2 separate regions of the Homo sapiens genome follow, and region 1 is linked to region 2. A link is an interaction called in ENCODE POLR2A ChIA-PET data of the cell type or tissue named here. Cell type or tissue: PC-3. All regions are shown on one strand.

The links. ChIA-PET counts read pairs that join two places held together with the same protein. Peaks named below come from ENCODE experiments on the same cell type or tissue, not always from the same donor. Only the 100,000 strongest peaks of a DNase experiment are listed, where the experiment ranks them.
Region 1: POLR2A ChIA-PET joins it to region 2 with 10 read pairs; 3 of 35 experiments call an interaction of 5 or more read pairs at or near these places.

Annotation. Positions count from the first base shown.
Region 1 is chr1:161,150,264-161,158,263 of GRCh38, forward strand. UFC1 (ubiquitin-fold modifier conjugating enzyme 1) reads left to right here and starts at 3,715. Exons shown (of 6, transcript NM_016406.4): 1 at 3,715-3,857; 2 at 6,687-6,754; 3 at 6,991-7,054; 4 at 7,354-7,430; 5 at 7,858-7,948. The coding sequence starts at 3,735. RefSeq lists enhancers at 51-911, 3,297-4,077, 3,315-4,514, 3,403-3,452, 3,543-3,592 and 1 more. In PC-3, no CTCF peak of the experiment used is centred here; a DNase peak (open chromatin) is centred at 3,668; H3K4me3 peaks cover 2,367 bases; H3K27ac peaks cover 1,912 bases.
Region 2 is chr1:161,267,295-161,275,294 of GRCh38, forward strand. All of the region lies in intron 1 of PCP4L1 (Purkinje cell protein 4 like 1), which reads left to right. Among named protein-coding and RNA genes, the nearest start is that of PCP4L1, 13 kb to the left of the region's middle. In PC-3, no CTCF peak of the experiment used is centred here; no DNase peak of the experiment used is centred here; H3K27me3 peaks cover 1,851 bases.

The sequences.
Region 1 (8,000 bases), 120 kb before region 2:
TAGGGACGGGGTTTCACCGTGTTAGCCAGGATGGTCTCGATCTCCTGACCTCGTGATCTGCCCCCCTCGGCCTCCCAAAGTGCTAGGATTACAGGCGTGAGCCACCGCACCCCGCCGCTAAAGTCTTACGACAATTAAATTGCAAAGCCTCATTCCAAATCTCTGCTCTCTATATCACACCACAGTGCCCACACCCAAAATGGAATAAATCTTATTTCCCCAGAAGAGAGATCTCTAGTTAAGAAGTACAAAGCTCTGCCTTAGCCTTATCCAATATCCATTTTTTTTTATGAAAGAGATATATAGCATGCTGATAAAAAACAAAAAACACACCATCATCTCAATCAACATGGAAAAAGCATTTGAAAAACTCCTTTATAAGGCCGGGCGCTTTGGCTCATGTCTGTAATCCTAGCACTTTGGGAGGCCGAGGCAGGCAGATCACCTGAGGTCAGGAGTTCAAGACCAGCCTGGCAGACAGGGTGAAACCCCGTCTCTACAAAAAATGCAAAAATTAGCTGAGCATGGTGGCCTGCGTCTGTGGTCCCAGTTACCGGGTGGCTGAGGCAGGAGAATCACTTGAACCCAGGAGGGGAGGCAGAGATTGCAGTGAGCCGAGATCACACCACTGCCCTCCAGCCTGGGTGACAGAGGGAGACTCCGTCTCAAAACAAAAATCAAAAAACAACTCCCTTTTGAGAAAAACCGTCAACGCCAGAAGGGAACTTCCTCAACCTGACAAGGGCATCTGTGAAAAATCTGCAGCTTAACCTCATATTTAATGGAGAAAGACAGCCGGGCGCGTGGCTCACGCCTGTATTCCCAGCACTTTGGGAGTCCGAGGCGTGTGGATCACGAGGTCAGGAGTTCAAGACCAGCCTGGCCAACATGGTGAAAGCCCGTCTCTACTAAAAATACAAAAAATTAGCTGGGCGTGGTGGCGGGCGCCTGTAATCCCAGCTACTCCGGAGGCTGAGGCAGAGAATTGCTTAAAACCTGGAGGGGCGGAGCTTGCAGTGAGCCGAGATCGCGCCACTCGACTCCGGCCTGGGCGACAGAGGAAGACTCTGTCGCAAAAAAAAAAAAAAAAGGAGAAAGACATTGATTTTCCCCCTAAAGGCAGAACGAGACAAGGATGTCTGCTGGTAACACTGTCTTTTTTTTATTTTGAGACGGAGTCTTGCTCTGTCGCCCAGGCTGGAGTGCAGTGGCGCGATCTCAGCTCACTGCAAGCCCTGCCTCCTGAGTTCACGCCACTCTCCTGCCTCAGCCTCCCGAGTAGCTGGGACTACAGGCACCCGCCACCATGCCCGACTAATTTTTTTGTATTTTTAGTAGAGACGGGGTTTCACCATGTTAGCCAGGATGGTCTCGATTTCCTGACCTTGTGATCCGCCCGCCTCGGCCTCCCAAAGTGCTAGGATTACAGCCGTGAGCCACCGCGCCCCGCCAACACTCTTACTCAATATTGTACTGGAGGCTGAGCACGGTGGCTCACGCCTGTAATCTTAGCACTTTGGGAGGCCGAGCGGGCTGGATCACCTGAGGTCAGGAGCTCGAAGCCAGCCTGGCCAACATGGTGAAACTCCATCTCTACTAAAAGTACAAAATTAGCCGAGCGTGGTGCTGCATGCCTGTAATCCCAGCTACCCGGATGGCTGAGGTAGGAGAATCGCTTGAACCCAGGAGGTGGAGGTTGCAGTAAGCCAAAATCATGTCACTGCACTCTAGCCTGGGTGACAGAGTGAGACTCTGTCTCAAAAACAAAACAAAACAAACAAACAAAAAAACTTACTGCCACAGGCTGGAATGATTCACTGAATAAACAGTGAAATAAACATAAATAAAATAAATAAATATATTTTTAAAAATTTTGGTCTTACTTTGACCCCCCAGGCTGGAGTGAAGTGGTATAATCTTGGCTCATTTGCAATCTCGACCTCCGGGGTTCAAGAGATCCTCCTGCTTCAGCCCCCAAAATAGTTGGGACTACAGGTGCCCGCCACCACTCCGGCTAATTTTTGTATTTTTTGTACAGCTGGGGTTTCACCACGTTGCCTAAGCTATTTTCGAACTCCTGGGCTCAAGCCATCTGCCCACCCCGGCCTCTGAAAGTGCTGGGGTTATCTGCGTGAATCACCGCACCCGGCCAAACAAGATATTTAAATCTATAATTAACGTTTTTAGGTTTTATTTATTTTTTGAGACGGAATCTTGTTCTTGTTGCCCAGGCTGGAGTGCAATGGCAGGATCTCGGCTCATTGTAACCTCCGCCTCCCGGGTTCAAGCGATTCTCCCGCCTCAGCCTCCAAGTAGCCGGGACTACAAGCGTGCGCCACCATGCCTAGCTAATTTTGTATTGTTAGTAGAGACGGGTTTCACCAGTCAGGCTGGTCTGGAGCTCCTGACCTCAAGTGATCCACCTGCCTTGGCCTCCCAAGTTGCTGGGATTACAGGCTTGAGCCACCACGCCAGCCAAACAGGATATTTAAATTAAAGCCAAAATGGCCGGCGCGGTGGCTCACGCCTGTAATCCCAGCACCTTGGGAGGCTGAGGCAGGTGGATCACCTGAGGTCAGGAGTTCAAGACCAACCTGGCCAACATGGCGAAACCCGGTCTCTACTAAAAATACAAAATCAGCCGGGCGTGGTAGCACATGCCTGTAATCCCAGCTACTCAGGACGCTGAGGCAGGAGAATCAATTGAACCCGGGAGGCGGAGGTTGCGGTGAGCCGAGATCATGCCATTGCACTCCAGCCTGGGCAACAAGAGTGAAACTCGGTCTCCAAAAAAAAAAAAAAAAAAAGCAAAAATTAATGTGTTTAGATTTTAAGTCCAACTGGAGTTTGTTTATTGTTTCCCCACAAGTAATCCCAGCACTTTGGGGAGGCTGGGGCAGGAGGATCGCTTGAGCCCGGGAGATGGAAGATGCAGTAAGCTATGATCGTACCACTGTACTCCAGCCTGGGCAACAGATTGAGACACTGTCTAAAAAAAAAAAAGTCTAGGACTCAGTGAATGGCTAGACTAAGGCAGAAATCTTGCAGGGATTTGTCTTTTGATTCTGCATGGTTTCTAATCTTTATCAGGAGTTAAACATCCTTCTACAGGATAACTGCATCTAGAGGCAGGACTATATATAAGCAAAGGAAAAGTTCTTCGAAGAGGAAACACGAATCGCTCGTTTTAGGAAGTCAGTGCCTTGAAAAGCGCCTTGGGGTTGGGGGCTCGGGGCTGGGGGAGGGATAGCATTAGGAGAAATACCTAATGTAAATGACGAGTTGATGGGTGCAGCAAACCAACATGGCACAAGTATACCTATGTATCAAACTTGCACGTTGTGCACATGTACTCTAGAACTTAAGGTATAATAAAAATAAATAAATAAGTAAAAATGCCTTCAGCAGCCTGAAGTTCTAAGAGCTTTCCAAGTTTGGGAAGGTGTCCGGGTTTTCTGCGATTACTTCTCTGAGCATGAACGGAAGTCACCCTTTGTGCCTTATGCGGTGATTTTAATGATAGGTGTCATATATAGGACGGAGTAATCTGTTTACATTCTGTTCTTCTCGATGCACTCACAAGCGGGTAACTAGGTGACAAGAAAACAAAGATCTTATTCAAAAGAGGTCTTACAGCAACCCAACGTCTCATCTTCCCATAGTAAAGATGACGGCGCCTTGAGGTAAGCTACAGGCAACACCACTTCCGCGTTTCTCTTGCGCCCTGGTCCAAGATGGCGGATGAAGCCACGCGACGTGTTGTGTCTGAGATCCCGGTGCTGAAGACTAACGCCGGACCCCGAGATCGTGAGTTGTGGGTGCAGCGACTGAAGGAGGAATATCAGTCCCTTATCCGGGTTAGTTGTGTTTCTACAGTCTAACGCGTAGCATAAGGGTTGGGAGAAATCAGGTGTCCTCAATAATAGGCTCCGTGTGGAAGCCGCTTCCGGTTTTTAAGTTTAACGCCCAAATTCATAGAAATGGGACTATTGTGGGGCTCGGGGACTAAGGAGGGATGGTGGGGAGAGGGCAAAAAAGACTCGGGTGAGGTGCACAGTGGGGCCAGACCTTGCGGCTAAAAGCAGCAGTTATTTTAGGGATACGCTTCCCCAGAAGGTGACGTGTCTCCCTGGCTACAGGTGTTTGTTCACCTGGATGTGAACAAAAATCCTCAGGGCGCCAACTCCCAGTCCGCATCTCTCTGCCCCCTTCTTCACTCTTCACTGTTTTGTTTGTTTGTTTGACGGAGTCTCGCTCTGTTGCTAGGCTGGAGTGCAGTGGCGCGATCTCGGCTCACTGCAACCTCCGACTCCCGGGTTCAAGCGAGTCTCCTGCCTCAGCCTCCTGAGTAGCTGGGACTACAGGCGCGCGCCACCACACCCAGCTAATTTTTGTATTTTCAGTAGAGACGGGGTTTCACCGTGTTGGCCAGGATGGTCTCGATCCCCTGACCTCGTGATCCTGATCCACCCGCCTCGGCCTCCCAAAGTGCTGAGATTACAGGCGTGAGCCACCGCGCCTGGCCTCACTCTTCACTCTTTCAAGCCACATTAGGGCTGAAAATTCAAGTAGGTGTTAACTACAGAGAGTTGGGGAGTTTAGCTCATAGTTAGAAACGGGCTGTCTTCTCAGTTATCTCTACTGTGGAAGGTGAGAAAAGTTTGTCTTCCTTGTAGTTTCTGCCTGCTTCAAAGACCAGCAGTTCTAGTTCTCCTACCTCATGTATTCATTCACTAAAAAAAAAAAATTACTGTGCATATAGAACCTAGGGAGGAGATACCAAGCCGAATAAGGAGGAACTTACTGAGGTAGACAAAACCAGATCATTATAATACAGTGTTTAAGTGGAGAGAGACTGAGACAGATATGGACAGATATAAAGCGAGAAATGGCTAGGATGTTTTGAGAGCATAAGAGGAGACATCCAGTTTGCATTCGGTCACGGAAGGTTTCCTGGAAGAGGTAATGCTTGAGCTGAAACTTAAAGAGTAAACATAAGCTAGCCTGATAAAACATAAGAGTAGAAGGACATTCAAGCCAAAAGGGACAGCATGAGCAAAGGCATAGAATCTAGAAACGGCACAGGCACCAGCATGATGTGTTTGAAGAAACAAAGTAGCTCAGAGTTGTTAGAGCATCAAATGTGAGGCAGGGAATGGTAGACAAAGCTAGGAGACATATTTGAGCACTTGAATTTTCTCTTGGAGGCTTTGGGATACCGTTAAAAGTTATTAAGCTGAGGAATTACATGGCCGATTTGGGTTTAGATCAGTCACATTGGCAATAAGGGGAAAATACAATTGACAGGGACAAGACTGAAGGTAAGAGACAAGTTAGGCTGTCATTAATCTCAGCGAAACAAAAGGCAATCTAAACTAGGCAGTTGTGAGGATAGAGAGGAGAGGTAGATTTGTAGAATATTCAGAAGGTAAAATTAGCATAACATGGATTAGTGTAGTAAGGGATAGGGAGGGTCAAAGATGATTCCCAGGTTTTTGCCTTGGGTGAATGCTCATACTGCCACCTGAAATTGATAATTCAGGAGGATAATTCAGGAAGTGTATCCAAAGGAATATAAAAAATTCCAGATGGAAATGCTGAGTTTGAAGTACCTGTGAAATGAAGGTCAAAACGTCAACATACAGTTGGATACTAAAGGCTGAAGTTCTGAGGAAAGATCTGGACCAAAGATGAAAATCTGGGAGTCATTAGCCTGTGGGTGTTAGTTGAAACCAGGACTATATGAGGCTAGAAGGGAGTTACCCAGGGAAGGAGTCTATCATTAAATGAGTTGTGGGCTGAGGGCAGACACTATCAGAGAAGTGAGAGGAGAATCCAGATGGTATCTTCAGGTCTTTTGTGCTTGCTAAATTGAGTGGAGCCCATTCTATTCTCTGTTCTGGGCAGACCCCCACTTACCAGTATAGCCTTGTCTTCAGCTTTGCTAATGTTAGAAAAATTAGGTAAACATATTAAGAAAAAGTAGGCTGGGCGTGGTGGCTCACGCCTCTAATCCCAGCACTTTGGGAGGCCAAGGTGGGCGGATCACGAGGTCAGGAGATCGAGACCATCCTGGCTAATATGGTGAAACCCCATCTCTACTAAAAAAAAAAAAAATACAAAAAATTAGCCGGGCATGGTGGCGGGCACCTGTAGTTCCAGCTACTTGAGAGGCTGAGGCAGGAGAATGGCGTGAACCCAGGCAATGGAGCTTGCAGTGAGCCGAGATTGCGCCACTGCACTCCAGTCTGGGTGACAGAGCGAGACTGTCTCAAAAAAAAAAAAAAAAAAAAACCGGCTGGGTGTAGTGGCTCACGCCTGTAATCCTAGCACTTTGGGAGGCCAAGGCAGGTTGATCACCTGGGGTCAGGAGTTCGAGACCAGCCTGGCCAACATGGCAAAACCCCGTCTCTACTAAAAATACAAAAATTATCCGGGCATGGTGGTGCACGCCTGTAATCCCAGCTACTCAGGAGACTGAGGAAGGAGAATCGCTTGAACCTGGGAGGTGGAAGTTGCAGTGAACCCAGATTGCGCCACTGCACTCCAGCCTGTGCGACGGGAGCGAGATTCCATCTCAATAAAAATAAAAAATAAAAAAAATAACCACATACTTTTCTTTTGAGGAGAGGGGGACTGCCCTTGGCCCCAACTACTCTCTCAAAGACCTCATTCTCTGCTTTCAGTATGTGGAGAACAACAAGAATGCTGACAACGATTGGTTCCGACTGGAGTCCAACAAGGAAGGAACTCGGTAGGTAGACCCTCTTGGGAGGTGTGGGGTGGGAGTCTTATATGAGTTAGGCAATTTGGTATCCTAGCGCCCACTACCAAAGCTGCCCTGTCACATGTTAGCTGTCTCCACTCCCACAGCGCCAGAGTTCCCCAGTTCCCATCCTATGAGTCTCCCAGGCTGGTGGCCTAAGCCAAGATATCATTTGAGTACTGGAAGAATAGGCAAATTGGACTGAGGTTTGGTCTTTGTTACAGGTGGTTTGGAAAATGCTGGTATATCCATGACCTCCTGAAATATGAGTTTGACATCGAGTTTGACGTGAGTGTGATAGAGTGGGAAATATGAAGGTTAGTAGAAGGGGAGGGATTAGATGATGGGTAACAAGCTATCCTTTCTTGAAGGGACCAAAGAAAACTTTAAAAATGGGAGAGAAAAGCTGAGGTTTGAGGCAAGCATAAGTTATATTTACTCATCTCCACATCCAGAATCCTGGTATGGATGTGCTCCTTGGGGAGTTTTACTTAACATTTCAGTTTAACCAAGAAATATGTATGTCTGATTATATTAGTTCCTTTCTATCCTGATTCTGTTTTATTAAGGTTTTATAATTTCTCCAGATTCCTATCACATATCCTACTACTGCCCCAGAAATTGCAGTTCCTGAGCTGGATGGAAAGACAGCAAAGATGTACAGGTAGGACTGAATAGGAGATGGCAAAGAGTCAAAGAAAGCCTTAAGGAAGAACTTCGTGGCGGGAGGGAGAGCATCAGGAAGAATAGCTAATGGATGCTTGGCTTGATGTCTGGGTGATGGGATGATCTATGTGTAAATCACCATGGCACGTTTACCTATGTAACAAACCTATACATCCTGCATGTGTACCTCTGAACTTAAAAGATGTAAGGAAAAAAAAAAAAAGGAAGAACTTTGGAGGCAGAGATTTTCCCAGGGTCTGCTGGCCTAGTGGGGTGCCAGGCCCTCCTTTGCTGAGCCTAAGCAAAGTACTTAGCTGAACTTGTTCTCAATTCTGATCACTAGTAGTCTTCCTATGCCCCCAAGAGGCTGCTGTGCTTTATGGTAAACTTTGCATGTCAACACCTTCTTCATGTCCCTCTCATAGGGGTGGCAAAATATGCCTGACGGATCATTTCAAACCTTTGTGGGCCAGGAATGTGCCCAAATTTGGACTAGCTCATCTCATGGCTCTGGGGGTAAGTTTTGTGTATTTGGCATAAAAGGAGAAAGAGGGACTTAGGCCCTGAG
Region 2 (8,000 bases):
TACACAGCACCCAAGCTATGTCATGCAAATACAGGTATAGGTAGTCTAGGTATGATGAGGTGATCCTTGTTCCTGTCTGTTGCTGCTGTTGACAGCCTGTGATCTCTCTTTAAAGAGCCCAGTGGGCTGAGGAATATGGGGAAATCTGGATAGTTTATCTTTTCCAAGGTTCTAACTCACTGCTTGGAGCAGAAGGGGCAACACTATCTTCCCTTTTCTGGTGACAGTGGTTGCTGTGGCAACGCTATTAAAGATGAAAGCCACAAAGGAAGGAGGAAACACAGCCCAAGAAGGGAGCGGGGAAGATTGGGCCTAGAGTTATAGGGGATCTGTTCCCCAGTAGTGGCAGCAGGAAAACAGCACCAAAGTTGCTACCGTTTTGAATGTCTAGGTGCTTGCTACCACAATACTATGTTTTGTTTTTGTTTTTTTAGACAGAGTCTGGCTCTGTTGCCTAGGCTGGAGTGGAGTGCAGTGGTGCGATGTTGGCTCACCGTGACCTCTGCCTCCCAGGTTTAAGCAATTTTCCCACCTCAGCCTCCTGAGTAGCTGGGATTACAGGTGCCCACCACCATGCCCGGCTAATTTTTGTATTTTTAGTAGAGACAGGGTTTCACCATGTTGGCCAGGCTGGTCTCAAACTCCTGACCTCAGGTGATCCCCCTGCCTTGGCCTCCCAAATTGTTGGAATAACAGGCGTGAGCCACCGCACCTGGCCGACAATACTATCTGGTGAGGCAAGGAATAGACTTACACAATCATTTTCATGACACAAAAGTGGACGAAAGGACTCAATCAAGGAGTATAGTTTGTTGACTCCTGAGTACTAATCTCCTTTTCCCTGTGGTGTATAACTTAAAAAAAGAGATGTCTCAGGGTTCCCAGAGGTTTAGAGCCATTCTCAGCACTTTTGGGGACAGACATTGGGAAGACAGGGAGATTGTGATTTCTAGGGCTTGTTTAGAAGGGGAAAAAAAAAAGTATTTATGAAACTCCTACGGTAGCAGAATAAGCCTCCAGGGCCCTTCGAGCAATCCCAGGTATTCTCTTCCTCTTTCAGTTCCACTTAGAGAAAAACTACTCTGTGGCAACTCCACTCTCTGATTCTAGTATTTTAACCCTGCAATAAATACCTCAGCATCTTGACCTAAACCTATTCTTATATTCAACCCCAGGTTATATTACTTTGGAATAATAACTATTTATTGTAATATGTGCTATGTATTTTACATACATTTTTCTCTGGTTCCTTTTACCTTTTTTTTTTTTTTTTTTTGAGATGGAGTCTCGCTCTTGTTGCCCAGGAGTGCAATGGCACGATCTCAGCTCACTGCAACCTCTACCTCCCAGGTTCAAGTGATTCTCCTGCTTCAGCCTCCCAGATAGCTGGGATTACAGGCATGCACCACCATGCCTGGCTAATTTTGTATTTTTAGTAGAGGTGGGGTTTCACCATGTTGGTCAGGCTGGTCTCGAACTCCTAACCTCAAATGATCCACCCGCCTTGGGCTCCCAAAGCCCTGGGATTACAGGCGTGAGCCACCATGCCCTGCCTTTTTACCTTTCAAGATAGATATTATCTCTCTTCTGCAGATGAGCGATCTGAGCACAGCAAAGCTAAGTAATTTACCCAATGTCACACAGCTAGGAATGACAGAGCTGAGATTTGAACAGATAGTCAATGCAGATCCAGGGTATGAATCCAGATCTGTCTGACTAGTGTGCCACATTGCTGCTCCCAGGAATTTGAAGCCTAACAGAATTTTATTTTATTTTTTTTCTTTTATCCTCATCCTCTATGTAATGGTAAGGCCTAAGCAAATTTTAATTCACATAAATATCCATTAAGTACCTACTATTACAAGACATGGGTTGTAGTTATTGTAGCCTAGACATAAACAAATGGAAAACATGGACTGTGCTTCAAAGGAAATAAAATCTATCAGGGTGCTGAGGGTGGGGAAGGGGGGGTAAGACATTACCTGTACCTGTAGTACAGGTAATATGAAATATACTTCATGAGAAGGTCTTTCCTTCATTCTCAGCTCTTTTTCAGGCACATATGTTAAAGTGAAGGAAAGCAATGACTTGGCTTCTGAATCCCTTTTCCACAACCTCTGAACTGGCTACAGAATGGAGGCCTTCAACTTCTGAAAACAAATTTGATTTCAGAAGTTTAGATGAGGTTGCAAATAAAACAGAGAGCTCCCTTCATTTATTTAAAAAATTATTAGTGTAAATCATATGTAAAGGATCAAAAAGGATCAATAGGAATTAATGATACAAAAAGGAGGCAGGGATAAGAGAACCATATGCCAAGGTCCTGAGGTGGGAAGGAACATAGTATGTTCCAGAGATGAGGTTATTGAGGTAATCAGAGGCTGAACAATGTAGAGCCTTTTAGGCCGTATTAAGGATTTTGGGCTGAGTGTGGTAGCTCACACCTATAATCCCAGCACTTTGGGAGGCCGAGGCAGGAGTACTGCCTGAGTCCAGGAGTTTGAGACCAGCCTGGGCAACATGGCAAAAACCCATCTCTACAAAAAATACAAATATTAGCCGGGTGTAGTGGTGTGTGGCTGTGGTCCCAGCTACTCAGGAAGCTGAGGTGTGAGGATTGCTTGAGCCCAGGAGGCCAAGGCTGCAGTGAGCTGAGATTGTACCATTGCATTCCAGCCTGGGCAACAGAATAAGACCTTGTCTCAAAAAAAAAAAATAAGGACTGGGCGTGGTGGCTCACGCCTGTAATCCTAGCATTTTGGGAGGCTGAGGAAGCTGGATCACCTGAGGTCAGAAGTTCAAGACCAGCCTGGCCAACATGGTGAAACCCGGTCTCTACTAAAAATACAAAAATTAGCTGGGCATGGTGGTGCATGCCTGTAATCCCGGCTACTCGGGAGGCTGAGGCAGGAGAATTGCTTGAACTCAGGAGTCAGAGGCTGCAGTGAGCTGAGATCATGCCACTGTACTCCAGCCTGGGCAACGGAGAGAGACTCTGTCTCAAAAAATATATAATAATAAAATTAAAAAGAATTTCATCTTTTATCCTAAGAGCATCAGTAACCACTTGGGTTGTTACAATTGCTCATGTCAGAGCCAACTGTGTTAGGGTGTGCAATGGTCTGAATGTTTGTGTACCCCCAAAATCCATATATTGAAATCCTAACCCCCAAGATGATGATACTAGGAAGTGAGGGCTTTGGGAAGTGATTAGGTCATGAGGGCAGAGCCCTCATAAATGGGATTAGTACCCTTATAAAAGAGACCCCAGGCTCAAAAAAAAAAAGAGAGACCCCAGGCTAGGCGCAGTGGCTCATGCCTGTAATCCCAGTACTTTGGGAGGCTTAGGCGGGAGGATCACAAGGTCAAGAGATTGAGACCATCCTGGCCAACATGGTGAAACGCCATCTCTACTAAAAATACAAACAAAATTAGCTGGGCATGGTGGCATGTGCTTGTAGTCCCAGCTACTGGGGTAGCTGAGGCAGGAGAATTGCTTGAACCCAGGAGGTGGAGGTCGCAGTGAGCTGAAATCGTGCCACTGCACTCCAGCCTGGTGATTGATAGAGGGAGACTCCGTCTAAAAAAAAAAAAAAAGAGACCCCAAAGAGATCCCTCTCCCCTTCTACCATGTGAGGATATAGCAAAAAGATGGCCATCTACATATGGAAAGTGGGCCTCACCAGTCATTAATTCAGGTTGTTTCCAGTTTTTGGCAATTACAAGTAGAGCTGCTATAAATATTAATTTACAAATGTATGTGTGAATATAAGTTTTAATTTCTCTTGGATAAATAACTAGCAATAGGATTGCTGGTTGGTATGGTAAATGTATGCTTAAGAAATTGCCAAAGTAGCTATACCATCTTGCATTCCCACCAACAACGTATGAGAGTTCCAGTTGCTCTGTATCTTTGCCTCTACATTGTATTGCCACTAAACAGAAAATTTTTAATAGGTATGTGGTGATATCTCATTGTGGTTTTAATTTGCATTTCCCAAATGATGATGATGTTATATATCTTTTCATGTGCGTGTCATCCATGTATCTTCTTTGGTGAAATGTCTGTTCAAATATTTTGCCCATTTAAAAAAACTGTGTTTTTATTATAGAGATTTAAAAGTTCTTTCAATACTTATTCTGGATGCAAGCCTTTTATCAGATATTTGATTTGCAAACATTTTCTTCTAGTCTGTACTTTGTTTCTTTTTTTTTCCCCTCACCCCCAAGACAGAGTCTTGCTCTGTCGCCCAGGCTGGAGTGTAGTGGCATGATGTTGGCTCACTGCAACCTCTGCCTCCAGGGTTAAAGCAATTCTCCCACCTCAGCTTCCTGAGTAGCTGGGACTACAGGCACGTGCCATGACGCCCGGCTAATTTTTGTATTTTTAGTAGAAACTGGGTTTCACCATGTTGGCCAGGCTGGTCTCCAATGCCTGACCTCATGATCTGCCTGCCTTGGCCTCCCAAAGTGCTGGGATGACAAGTGTGAGCCACTGTGCCTGATCTTTTTTTCTTTTTTCTTTTTTGAGACAAGCTCTCACTCTGTCACCCAGGCTGGAGTGCAGTGGCATGATCATAGCTCACTGCAGCCTTGATCTCTGGGTTCTAGTGATCGATCCTCATACCTCAGCCTCCCGAGTAGCTGGGACTACAGGTGCATGTCACCACACTTGGACTAACCTTTTTTTTTTTTAGTGGAGACAAAGTCTATGTTGCCCAGGCTGGTCTCAAATTCTTGGCCTCAAGTGATCTGCCTGCCTTGGCTTCCCAAAATGCTGGGATTACAGGTGTGAGCCACCGTGCCCTGCCTAATTGTACATATTCATGGGGGTACATAGTGAGTGATATTTTGATACATATAACTTATAGTGATCAGATTGGGGTAATCCCTTTTTTTTTTTTTAAGCAAATTCTTCTAGATCCTGATTTCTTTTTTTCTTTTTTAAAGCATTTCCCTAAACTTTTAACATTGGTATTCCTGGGCTGGGCACAGTGGCTCACGCCTGTAATCCCAGCACTTTGGGAAGCCGAGGCGGGTAGATCATGAGGTCAGGAGTTCGAGACAAGCCTGGCCAACATGGTGAAACCCTGTCTCTACTAAAAATACAAAAATTAGCCAGGCATGGTGGTGGGCACCTGTAATCCCAGCTACGCGGGAGGCTGAGGCAGGAGAATTGCTTGAACCCTGGAGGCGGAGGTTGCAGTGAGCCGAGATCGTGCCACTGCACTCCAGCCTGGGCAACAAAAGCGAAACTCCGTCTCAAAAAAAAAAAAAAAAAAAATTGGTATTCCTCAATATTGACAATTCCTATTGTCCGAGACCTGCTTCTTTCGTCTCTAATGGTAGTTGGAAAAGAAATTCAGGTTGAGGGAGGCTTTTATTTATTTATTTATTTTTATTTAAGGATAAATATATTTATTTATCCTAAGTCATATATTTATTTACTTCTTAAGGAGAGAGGGAAGCTTTATATGTGAGAGAGTAAAGGGAACTGATTGTCAAGATTCCTGAGGAGGAGAAGGGTGATGGGATCTAGAGCTCAGATGGAAGGACAAGACATCATCTGACAAATGCTCTGGGAGGAGGCAGATAGGCAAGTGTGTGGTGCTTCTCTTTCCTGGAAGTGGGAGGAAATGAAAAGGGTAGGTACTCCTGGGGAAAGTATTAGGGAAAGGAGGAATGTTACTATGTCATGTTCCTCTCTGCAATCTCAAAGCCGAAAGAAAAAAAGACCCTTAAGCCAACAAGACTCTCCTTCCTTTCCTTCTTCCCCATGGGAAGGGAGAATCTGCAGCTTTGAGCTGCAGAGGAAACAAAAGAGTACTCATGGGGAATTGGCAGTATCACCAAGATGATGGAATGGAACACTGGTACACATCAGGCTCAGAGGCAAGGATTAAAGAAATATAGGAAGGTAGGCAAGGAAAGCAACTAAAACCCTCTAGGGAAAATAAATTAAGGAAAAGAAGGAGTTGATGGGCCTCACAGTTGCTAATTAGTGTTTGGTATCTATTGAGAAGTGAGAAACATTTAGTCCTGGCTGGGGAGGGTGTGGGTGGCTCACACCTGTAATCCCAGCACTTTAGGAGGCTGAGGCTGGAGTATTGCTTGAGTGAGAACCTGTTTCAAAACAAACAAACAAACAAAACCCCCAAAGTCCCATTCAGTCCTATGTGGGCAGTGAGGCTGAACGAACCAAGCTCCAAGCTCACTAGAAACTTGGAATAACAGGCTTGAATGACAGTGAGGGAGGCATTTGAAATGGAAGCCAGTAGAATGATCCTACACATGGAATTCTCAGACTCTGAAGGGCTGGGTTCTGGCTCTGGGAGTAAAGAATGTAAACTATGGCTGTCCTCCAGGAGTCAGCCTCGTGTATCAGGAGGCCCACTGAGCAAACATTAAGATGAAAACCAGAATCAGGGTGATTAGATCAATTAGAGCAGAAATCTGAGTGATAGGCGTGGTCTGGGATCAGGTTGTCAAATATTAATAACATGTAAAATTGCCCCATAATGGCAGGACTGGACCCTGTTCCCCAAGTTCCCTTTGGAGTATATGTGAAGATAGCATTGTATACGCATGCACATACATACTCATACATCCCCATACTTTTGATTGGAGATTGAGAGATAGTGTAGGATAATGATCAAGAGCATGGATTCTAGAGCCAGACTGCCTGGGTTCAAATCCTAGCTTTGTGGTTTGTTTGTTCTATGGCTTTGGGCAAGATAACCTCTCAACTTCAATTTCCTTCTCTGTGAAATAGAAATAATAATTATACCTATTTTATAGGGCTGTTATAATCATTCAACGTGTTAGTGTTTATAAAGTACTTAGAAAAGTAGCTGGCACATAGTGTATTATATATGATTGTTCATAAAGTAAAGCGAGGTGACATTCTGAAATCCTTGATTTCTTCCAGTTCCCCCAGTTGGGTCCTATAAGGAGAAGGAAGGATTTCCTAAACCATGTCATTGTTGTTATTTCTGGTCAGAAAAGCTCAGTATCGAAAGGAGTAGAAGGCTAGGCACTCCAGCCTGGGTGACAAGAGCAAAACTCTGTCTCAAAAAAAAGAAAAGGAGTAGAAGAGCACCTGAGAGGTTTGTGATCCATACCTGGCTAGAATGAGGAGCTGAGAAGTGCTGACCTGTTACAGCTCTTGCAGTTTGGCCTCACTCCTCTGCAGGTATGAGTTTTTGTGAGAAACACTAGAGTATGTGGTCTCTGGTCCCAGGGTGTACCTCTGTGCCTCCTTTGTTTATGTGAAGTATGGTTAGTCTGATGGCTTGCAGATGCGTATACCAGAGGACCTTAATTCATCTAAAATTGCTGCGTTTCTGGAAGATAAACAGGAGGGTTGAGGCAGAGACCAGAGACTAATAAAGGACTGAGCACCACATAGAGGGTGGGAGCAGACAACTTGTGATCTAACTGCCCCCACCCCTAACCTCAGCAAATCACAAACAACTAAATCCAGAAGAGTGTCCAGAGTGGCTATTTCGAGAACTGGCTAGAAAGAGGGAAGAGGGGCAGGAGGTAAAAGCTCCTGCACCCCTTTCAGTGGAAGGTAAAAGGGAAATTTCAAGGGGCATTGTGAGTAATAGGAGTTTTCTTCTCCTTGCAGCATCCTTTGCTGGTTTCCCAAGTGGAGACCCCACTTTTAGATTATTATCTCTCATAAATTTAACCTAAATGGAGCTAGAAACCCCGGGGGGTGGGGGGACCAGATGGCAGCTGAGCCACTGCTCCATTCCAGGGCCAGTGATCTCCAGAGAGACTTGGGAGGGAAGCAGCTGGCAGGGCAGAGGGAAAGTGGCAGCCTGTGTGGTTTAGTCCTGACACACATTCCTGCTTATTCTCAAGGTCTGCTGATATGAGAAGGAATGTAGAGGAAACAGCCACCTGAGGGAAGATATTTAGAATCAGAGTCCAGTGGCCGGGTGTGGTGGCTCACGTCTGTAATCCCAGCACTTTGGGAGGCTGAGGCAGGCGGA